Regions from separate parts of the Homo sapiens genome. Here region 2 is linked to region 1. The links are chromatin loops, found by intact Hi-C in ENCODE. Cell type or tissue: heart left ventricle. All regions are shown on one strand. Each heading gives the region's core, and the rest is flanking DNA. Links, peaks and the distances in the headings are about the cores only.

Evidence for each region. Hi-C counts contacts between places; a loop is a spot of excess contacts. Peaks named below come from ENCODE experiments on the same cell type or tissue, not always from the same donor. Only the 100,000 strongest peaks of a DNase experiment are listed, where the experiment ranks them.
Region 2: a loop joins it to region 1, with 6 times the contacts of the local background. A loop is called at or near these places in 5 of 110 quality-filtered maps.

Annotation. Positions count from the first base shown.
Region 1 is chr15:24,844,561-24,849,314 of GRCh38, forward strand. All of the region lies in intron 2 of SNHG14 (small nucleolar RNA host gene 14), which reads left to right. It also overlaps a transcript of SNRPN not described here. Among named protein-coding and RNA genes, the nearest start is that of SNHG14, 23 kb to the left of the region's middle. In heart left ventricle, for the core only: a CTCF peak has its summit at 2,667; a DNase peak (open chromatin) is centred at 3,661; H3K4me3 peaks cover 1,348 bases; H3K27ac peaks cover 927 bases.
Region 2 is chr15:23,640,001-23,644,754 of GRCh38, forward strand. It overlaps MAGEL2 (MAGE family member L2), which reads right to left. Exons shown (of 1, transcript NM_019066.5): 1 at 3,549-4,754. The coding sequence ends at 3,993. Among named protein-coding and RNA genes, the nearest start is that of MAGEL2, 5.5 kb to the right of the region's middle. In heart left ventricle, for the core only: a CTCF peak has its summit at 2,586 (motif pointing right); a DNase peak (open chromatin) is centred at 2,595; H3K27me3 peaks cover 1,789 bases.

The DNA of each region.
Region 1 (4,754 bases), core at 370-4,369:
GTCACCCAGGCTGGAGTGCAATGGCACAGTCTTGGCTCACTGCAACTTCCGCCTCCTGGGTTGAAGCGACTCTCCTGCCTCAGCCTCTTGAGTAGCTGGGATTACAGGCACCCTCTATCATGCCCGGCTAATTTTTGTACTTTTGTAGAGATGGGGTTTCACCATGTTGGCCAGGCTGGTCTTGAACTCCTGACCTCAGGTGATCCACCTGCCTCAGCTTCTCAAAGTGCTGGGATTACAGGCATGAGCCACTGTGCCCAGCCAATTTATCCATTTTTAAATTTTGTGCTTAATATTTATTCCCTACCATTATATATTGCTTAACACAAGGTCATAAAGATTACCTACAGTATTTTCCTTAGAAATTTTATGTGTTAAGGATTTACATTTATATCTGTGGTATTTTGAATTAATTTTATATCTAGTGCAAAAAAGGGTGAAGAGTTTTGTTTTGTATTTTGGCATATGAATGCTCTGTTGTTTTAGGAGCTTTTGCTACAAATACTCTCCTTTCTTCAATTCAAGAAAATTGAATTTCCGTGGCACATGAGTCAAAAACCTACCAACCATATATGTATATGCTATAATGCTCCAGTTATCTAAATATTTATCCTTATACATATCCATATATGAATATGCATATGCTATACATACATACATATATGTATTTGCTATACTGTTCCATTTATCTATTTATCCTTACACCAATACCACACTATCTTGACTAATACCACATTATATTAAACTTGAAATAATGGCCAGGTGCGGTGGCTCACGCCTGTAATCTGGCACTTTGGGAGGCCAAGGCAGGCAGATCACCTGAGGTCGGGAGTTCGAGACCAGCCTGACCAACATGGGGAAACCCCATCTCTACTAAAAATACAAAAATTAGCCGAGTGTGGTGGCACATGCCTGTAATCCCAGCTACTCGGGAGTCTGAGGCAGGAGAATCCCTTGAACCTGGCAGACGGAAGTTGCAGTGAGCCGAGATCATGCAGTTGCACTCCAGCCTGGGCGACAAGAGCAAAACTCCGTCTCAAAAAAAAAGAAAAGAAAAGAAAACGTGAAATAAGTAGTGAGTCCCCCAATATTGTCCCTTTTCTTCTAAATTGGTTTGGCTATACTAATTATTTAGTTTCTTACATAAATTTTGGAATCTACTTCTCAGTTTCTAAAAAAAATATAAAAAATCAGCTGAGGATTCTACTGAATGTATAGATAAATATGTAAGAATTGACCCTTGGTCAGGCGTGGTGGCTCAAGACTGTAATCCCAGCACTTTGGGAGGCTGAGGTGGGTGGATCACGACGTCAGGAGCTTGAGACCAGCCTGACCAAGGCATGGTGAAACCCTGTCTCTACTAAAAATACAAAAATTAGCCGAGCGTGGTGGCAAGCGCCTGTAATCCCAGCTACTCAGGAGGCTAAGGCAGGAGAATCTCTTGAACTTGGGAAGTGGAGGTTGCAGTAAGCCAAGATCGTGCCACTGCACTCCAGCTGGGGTGACAGAACGAGACTCCGTCTCAAAAAAAAAAAAAATTGATCCTTAATATTGAGCTTTCCAATCCATTAAATTGGTATATCTTTATATTTATTTAGATTTTTTTGAATATCAATCTGATCAGCATTTTCTAATTCCCAGAGCACACATTTTGCACACATTTTGTCAGGTTTATCTCGAAGTATATCACGTTTTTATGCTATTATAAAATACATTTTAACTTCTATAGTCAATTTTTCATTATCAGTATAAAGGAAGTCAACCGATTTTCACTCACTCATTTTTACAAACTAAGCAAATCTAGTGGCAGCCATGTGGTATATACATTGCTACTTGTGAGGGATGGATAAATGAAAAACATTTCTCCTTTATTTGAGGCATTTGTCAAGCAGAGATATGAACAAATAGGCAATGCAAATCAGAGGGGTTGTAGTAGGGAATGTGCATTATTCTGTGGAAATCCACAAAATGCATGGGCATACAAACCAAATTTAAATAGTCATAGAAGGAATCCTGCAGGAAGTAATTTATGATTGAATAAAGTAGCTGAAAACCATGCAAATTAGAATTAGACAAGACAAAAGAAGGATTAGTATTCAGGTAGAGACCAGGGTGTGTCTACAAGTCAACATTTTTGAGACATCACAGGGAGAGTAACAATTTCAGTACACTGAAGGAAGTTAGAAATCTATGTCAGGGCTAGATTTTTAAGAAATTTTGTTCTGTGTCAATAAGTTAGGATTTTTATAGTTTTCTAAGGTTCTATTCAGCTACTATGGGGTCGACTCAAGAATACAGCTGTTGTAATTGTTAAAATGGGAATTTGGGAGTCTTTTGAATTTGAAAGAAAAAACAAATGTGCGGGATTGAGGCTCAGACCCTGTACAGGCAAAGAAAAAGTTAAAAGTGAGGAAAATGAGAGACAACATAAACTCTGGGAAAAGTGTTCACAAAAAATTTTAGTATTTTCAGGGTAGAAGCTCCTCTTGATTGAGTCATACCTTCCTGCGAAAGATACAAAGTCAGAAAAGAAATCCTCTACCTAGAAAACGACATTTTGGCACCAAGCATAGGTTACTTTCATGCCTTAATTTCACCTTACCAGCATTTCAAAATACCTGCTACACTGTGGTTTGAGGAATGAGACTACTATGCTCACAGCGCCACCTAGCATCAACAGAAAGGGAGGCCCATGGCAAACTTAATAACAAGAGGCGGGAAAAAAAAGGTGAGGCCCAGGAACCGGAAACTTAATTTGAGCAGGATTTTTCTTATATTTATTTAAAAACTAAAATATTGGCCGGGCACTGTGGCTCATGCCTGTAATCCCAACACACTGGGAGGCCGAGGCGGGCAGATCACTTGAGGCCAGGAGTTCAAGACCAGCCTGGGTAACACGGTGAAACCCTGTCTCTACTAAAAATACAAAAATTAGTGGGCATGGTGGCGGGTGCCTGTAATCCCAACTACTGGGAGGCTGAGGCAGGAGAATTGCTTGAACCTAGGAGGTGGAGGTTGTAGTGAGCCGAGATCGCGCCACTGCACTCCAGCCTGGGTGATAGAGTGAGACTCTCCCTCAAAATAATAAAATAATATTGCTGCAGGGGTCAGTGGTGAAATGCAATCCATAACCATTCCCAGTAAACACTCAGCGAGTCCTGGCCCATGCCCACTTTTCCTGTCATTTAACGCAAGGGTTAAATATCAAAGTGAATCCCATTATGCTAATTGATTTACAAATACGGATGTATAGGAGTGTGATACCCTGAGCGCAATCATACTTCGGATATAACTGTAAAACGACTTCAGCTGACTTTGCAGTGTTGCAGTGTCACATTAAACCCTAAGTTGTTTGTGTTTCCCTACACATCACTCTCCAGGAGCATTATAGTTCAGAAGATTAGAGTAATTTCTTAGACTAAAGCCTTGATGGGTTATTATTACATAAAACGTTTTCCACTCTGATGGAGAAGTCAGGTGCATTCGCTCATGTCTCCGTGGCAGGGCCGGGACTCCTGGTCCCCCGCGATTCTGAGCGGTGCCTCACAGCCTAGGTCCTCCAACCTCACAGGGCGGCCCGCAGCAAATGCGCCACTGTCCGGTGCGGCCAACCAGCTCGTGGTGCGCTGTGGGAAGGTCACAGGACGGAGCTGGGGGGCGGGGGCGGCGGTGGGGGCGGGGGCGGCGGCGGGGGCGGGGGCGGGGGCGGGGGCAGATCCTATTTGCGCCTGCGCGGGACTGGAGGATTCGGTGTTGCCCTTTCCCCCTGCTATTTCCGTTTCCGCGCTTCAAGCGGATCTCTTCCGGTTATGGCGCCCGCTGGGAGTGTCTTATCAGCCGCTTATACCGCGGAAACTTTAACCTGCGTTTTCCCGTAAAATTTTCCTCTCTAGGTTTCGTATCATTGTCTTGTTTCTTACTCTTGTATTAACTTTGTTTTAACCTAAGGTTTCTCTTTCCCAAAAACTGTGGTGTTTCTTTACAACCTCTTTTTATAGTTATATAAACATTGCAAGAACCATGATTTTATATTCTTCCTTTTCAGTATTAATAACTTCAATGTCTTTTTTGGCATTTGTCTGAAAATTTGAAATATTTTTCAATTTACTGAACTGATTATCGTTTTGTAAATATCGGATACTACTTTAATCATTTGTGTATTGGCCTTAAGATTCTCTATTTTTAACTCTTCCACCAACATACCTTTAATCTGAGAGGTGTTGTAGGGGCTTCAAGATCAAACTTTCCCCACAGTCTCTATTTTCATTATAAAATACCGTGTTTTAAGAAAAAATGTACAAGGTTGAAAGAAGTTTCACTACTACGTGTTTTTTTTTTAATTTTTATTTTATTTTATTTTATTTTGAGACGGAGTCTCGCTCTGTCACCAGGCTGGAGTGCAGTGGTGCGGTCTCGGCTCACTGCAACCCCCGACTCCCTGGTTCAGGCAGTTCTGCCGCCGACTCCCTGGTTCAAGCAATTCTGCCTCAACCTCCCGGGTAGCTGGGATTACCGGCACATGCCACCACGCCCAGCTAATTTTTGTATTTTTAGTAGAGATGGGGTTTCACCATGTTGGCCAGGATGGTCTTGATTTCCTGACTTCGTGATCCACCCGCCTCAGCCTCCCAAAGTGCTGGGATTACAGGCGTGAGCCACCGCGCTCGGCCTCTACTATGTTTTAAAACAGTGGCTAGGTCATGCTTTTCTGTGTATCCTTACTTCCCTTATTCCATCACCTCATCCATCACTTT
Region 2 (4,754 bases), core at 215-4,214, 1.2 Mb before region 1:
ATCAAATCAGAGAGAAAAAGGGACCCAGGCTTCCAGCCCCGGCAGCTAGGGGCAGGAGTGCAAGAATGATGTATCCTTTCAAGTATCATGACCATCGGGGTGAATTGCTGAGTTCTGGGGGTGCCTATAACTCTGAGGGCAAATCAATAATATAGGCTACATGCCCAGTAAAATGGATATTACTGCGGCCACAGGGCCCCGGCCCCTTAATCTTGAAAGTCCTCTGTCAATTGCAGCCACAATCCTTAACTCTCGTTTGCTGACAAGGTTGATTCACTGGTGGCTTTGAGAAACAACCGGTCCTTTTCTCTGTTGCTCTCAGGAGTAATGTCTTTGAGTAAAATTATTCCAAAATTCAGATCATCTTCTTAAGACAAATATCCTAAAATATTAACTTGCTTATAGTTGAACACTCGACATAGGAGCACATTGAATTTCATCACTTTGAGAACTATAGTTTTTCTTCACTAGAAATCATATATTTTACTGAGGTCATTTATGGCTTTGGAGAGTGTGCTAGCACCTAGTTTTAAAATTTTCAGGCACAGAGTGCAATGACTTCTCTACAGCCCATAATGGTGGATGCTGAGTCTTTCATTTTCTGTGTGTTGAAACAAACTACAAGTTGTTTTCTGAGGAAGCCTGTGGTTTTTTCAGCAGAAACTCACTGTACTCCCTTGACACTGTAGGTTTATATTGGGGAGGGGGGCCTGCTCACACCCTGATAAATTTCCCATATGTTCATGAACAGCTTTCTCTATGAAGAAGTCTTTGCCTTCTCTGTGGATTGTTCTCATTCAACATATTCCCAAATGAAGAATTTCTAGGTAAAATAGTATTACCATGTTAAAGCCTTTTGAAGACAGAGTTGGCTGCATTGATTTCCAGGCAAATTGTAATAACTTATACTTTCACTGGTTGTGTATAATGGTTCCAGTTTCATAACAATATCATTGACATTGGACATTACATGGGGTTTTAGTTTATTCTATGACAATTTAATAAATGAAAACTGGAATACAGATTTAATATTTCTATCTTTATTAGTGAGGTGTAACAGTTTCAACAGTTATTTGCCATTTTTTTCCTGTGATACATTTTGCCTATTACTAGGTTTGGGCTTTTTGCTCAATTTTATAGTAAAAGAGATTTGTGTTACATTTTCTACATTTTCTACATTTTAGCACTTTCAAATAAGTGGGATTTGAATTCGTTCCCACTGTTTTGTTTGTTTGTTTGTTTTTGTTTTTGTTTTTGTTTTTTTTGAGACAGAGTCTCACTCTATTGCCCAGGCTAGAGTGCAGTGGTGCGATCTCGGCTCACTGCAAGCTCCACCTCCATGATTCATGCCATTCTCCTGCTTCAGCCTCCCGAGTAGCTGGGACTACAGGTGCCCGCCCGCCACCACACCCGGCTAATTTTTGTATTTTTAGTAGAGATGGGGTTTCACCTTGTCAGCCAGGGTTGTCTTGATCTCTTGACCTTGTGATCCACCCTCTTCGGCCTCCCAAAGTGCTGGGATTACAGGCGTGAGCCACCGCACCCCCGGCCAGTTCCCGCTGTTTTTTAACCTGTATTTTTCTATATTCCTGGTCTTTGTTTTCTGCTTTTCACTGTCATGTTAGCTGCACTTTCTTAAACTTTTCAGTTGAATATCTAACTAGTTTACTCATTGGTAATGAACACATTTTTCATTGTTGCAATTTATATCTCATTACAATATAAACAAATTTAGGCTTTAAGTCCTTGGCATTACTTAAAGAAGGCCATTAGATATATGTCACGTGTGAGAGTGAGGTTTGCAGCTGGGAAGTAAGCCTCTCTACCATGGAGCAGAGCCAGCCCCCACCTTAAGTATGGCACCAAAGTCCCATGATGGGACAAAGTCCCAAATTTGGAACAAAGTCCCAAATTTTGTTCCACAAAGAGCATCTTGCTCAGGCACGCCATGAGTTAATGGTCTGGAGAAAACTTTATAAGCAATCATAAATAAACTAAACACAAACAAGAAATACTAGACCAATATGCCACTTTACTGGCCCAGCAAAACCTCCTTTGGGGACAGTTCTCAGCTGGGGCATTGCTGTCTCCTTCAATGGACATTTGCTGTTGTTGTAAAAATAAGTAAACATTGCTTGCGGACAAATGCGCAGGACTCTCTGACCCAAGGAGTTTATAGGAAACTGCCTCCCAGTTTTTGGACTACCTGACCACTTAGACAACTTGAGAAAGAGCTCCTGCGGCCTGGCAGGTCCTGGGGCGGGGATCATCGTCCTGGAAAGCTCAGTTCTGCGGGTGCTAGGAGTAGAGTCTGCATCTTGTGGGCTCCTCTCCTAGTCAGCTTCCTAAGTGGCAGCGCTGCAGGACCAAGGATAGAAATTGTTGAGTGAAGAGCGGATTGGACTTGAAAACAGATGCTACCTTGGCCTATAAGAGAAAAGAAGGAATCTCTGGGCACAGATATAGATAAAATTATGAGCAAAAGTGGTGAAGCAAGGAGTAGCTGCAATCCAAGTATATACATGGTTGTGAAGTTAAGCACTGTGGGAGGGGCTGTTGCTGCGGCAGCTGCGGTGGCACCTCTAATCTGCCGCTAGGTGGCAGGAGAATTCCACCATCGCCACTAACCGCATCTGGGACTTTGGCTTCACCCTAGAAGCGGGATATGGGATTGGATTTCTTCCTTCTGATAAGACAGTATGCGGTGGCAAGTAGGGCTGATGGTCCCCTGTCCACAGGAAGAGAGTATGACCACAAGAACGTCCTTTTGTGTACACCAGCCTGGTGTGTGCTTGAATATCCTTCCTCAAAACACTCAGGCCAGTTCATTCCCTTGTCCCTTTCCTGCCTAGACCAGGTTCATAGCCAAGGGCTGACCGCGGTTGTTCAGCAACTTCAGGCGTTGCCGGCTGCCTTCCCCTACAAGTTAGAATGACCCTTCCCCCCAGGACCTTCCCCTAGAACTCTATGTTGATAGGAATGCACCCTGCCACGCCCTCCCCTAACCCAGCCACTACTGCTGGCAATCTGCAGGGTTTCTAATTAAATGAAGACTGTTTTTTCCTTTTCCCTGTTATAAGCCTGGATATCCTGCAGGGAGCACGTTTCCATCCCGGTAGCAGTGTGTTGATGAAACCCAAATTTGAACTGCTGGACACCCCGCCACGGGCCACATGATTGACAAATACCCTTTTGGCCAAATTCTCCATGAAGCGGGACCACCTGGTTATTTGTAGTCCTGCAGGCAGATGGCCCTTCTTCTCCACATACCCTTAAGGACATTTCTGCTTCTAATAACAACGTTACCAGCTGGGCACTAACGTGTGTGCTTTAATTAATCTCCTGGAGAAATCTTATGTATAACCACCCACTGAAATCACTGCATCCTTATAAAGATGAATGGAGTACTCTCCTTGGAAAACAATTCCATCACCGTGGTTTTTACTATAACTGAGAGTAGTCTTGCTATTCATGTCTATTCAGAGAATACGGCAAAACTTGGCTTCCACCATCTAGTGTAAAAATTAGAATAAAGACAAACACTTCTGTTATGCTGAAAGTATATTTATATATATAGATATAGATATTTACTTCTCTGTAGACAGTTTTTACTGATGAGTCATTTGAACGTTCAAAGAACAACCGATTACAATGCTACATGAACTATACCAGAAATGAGATGGATAGCTTCTCAATTCATTTCACAAAGCCAGCACAAAGCTGATACCAAAACATAACAATTAAAACACAAAACAGAGAACCACAGATCTCACTTAAAAACACAGATGCCAAAATACAGAACAGAACAGTAGCCGATTGAAATCAACACCACATAAAAAATGTACAAAGCTTTGGCAGATACGAAACCAAGTTGAAAATCCAAACGTACACTCGTGGAACTGGAACACAAACACCAGGAACAAAAATGTCCCCCCACCCTGTCAGTGGCCTCTGGCCAGGGAAACACAGGAGCGAGATCTCTGCTACACCTATTAGCGGGGAGGGGGCCTGCTGGTGGGGCCGTGGGCACTGTCACCGGTGTCAGGTTCATCCTCATCTGTGTCTTCCCACTCACACTCTGCGAGCGCTTCAAGGTAATGGAATGGCCAGCTCTGTGGATCTTTCTTATGGAGCTTGGCCAAAAACCTCAGGACAAGCATCTTGCTGGTTTCCAGGAATGCTCGAGGGCCCCAGAGGAACTCATACTCTGCGGGCTCAGTGTAAGGGATTCGCCTGTACTCTAGGTACTTCTGCCTGACAAACACTTCGGTGATGAGCTTCTTAGTATTTCCAAAGAGACCGTTTGTCTCCCGGACATCCAACCCTAACTTGAACAGAAAATTAAAGATCAGATCCTCCCTGACACAGTTGCCTTTCATAAAGATGAGGCTCAAGACCACCATCAGAAGGCCAAACTTGGGCCTGTCTAAATAGGATGCCACCAAATTCCCTGTATGGTAGCCCAGCTTGTTGATGATAATATAGGCGTGGTTTTTGGTATCAATTTCTTTCAATTGATAACCAAAGGCACACTCCAGCTTATTGTTGGCACGGTTGATGATATCTAAGCACTCATCTTTATACTCTCGGAGGATGACTTTCACCATCTCCGAGCGCTGGACAGGCACCTTGGCTTGGTCCTTGACTAAGAGGAACTGCACCAACGCATTTGCCCTCTCATCCAAGGGAGACAAGGGCTGTGCCTCCACCTTGGAATTATCCTGGGTGGCACTGGATCCCGGAGAGACACTTGC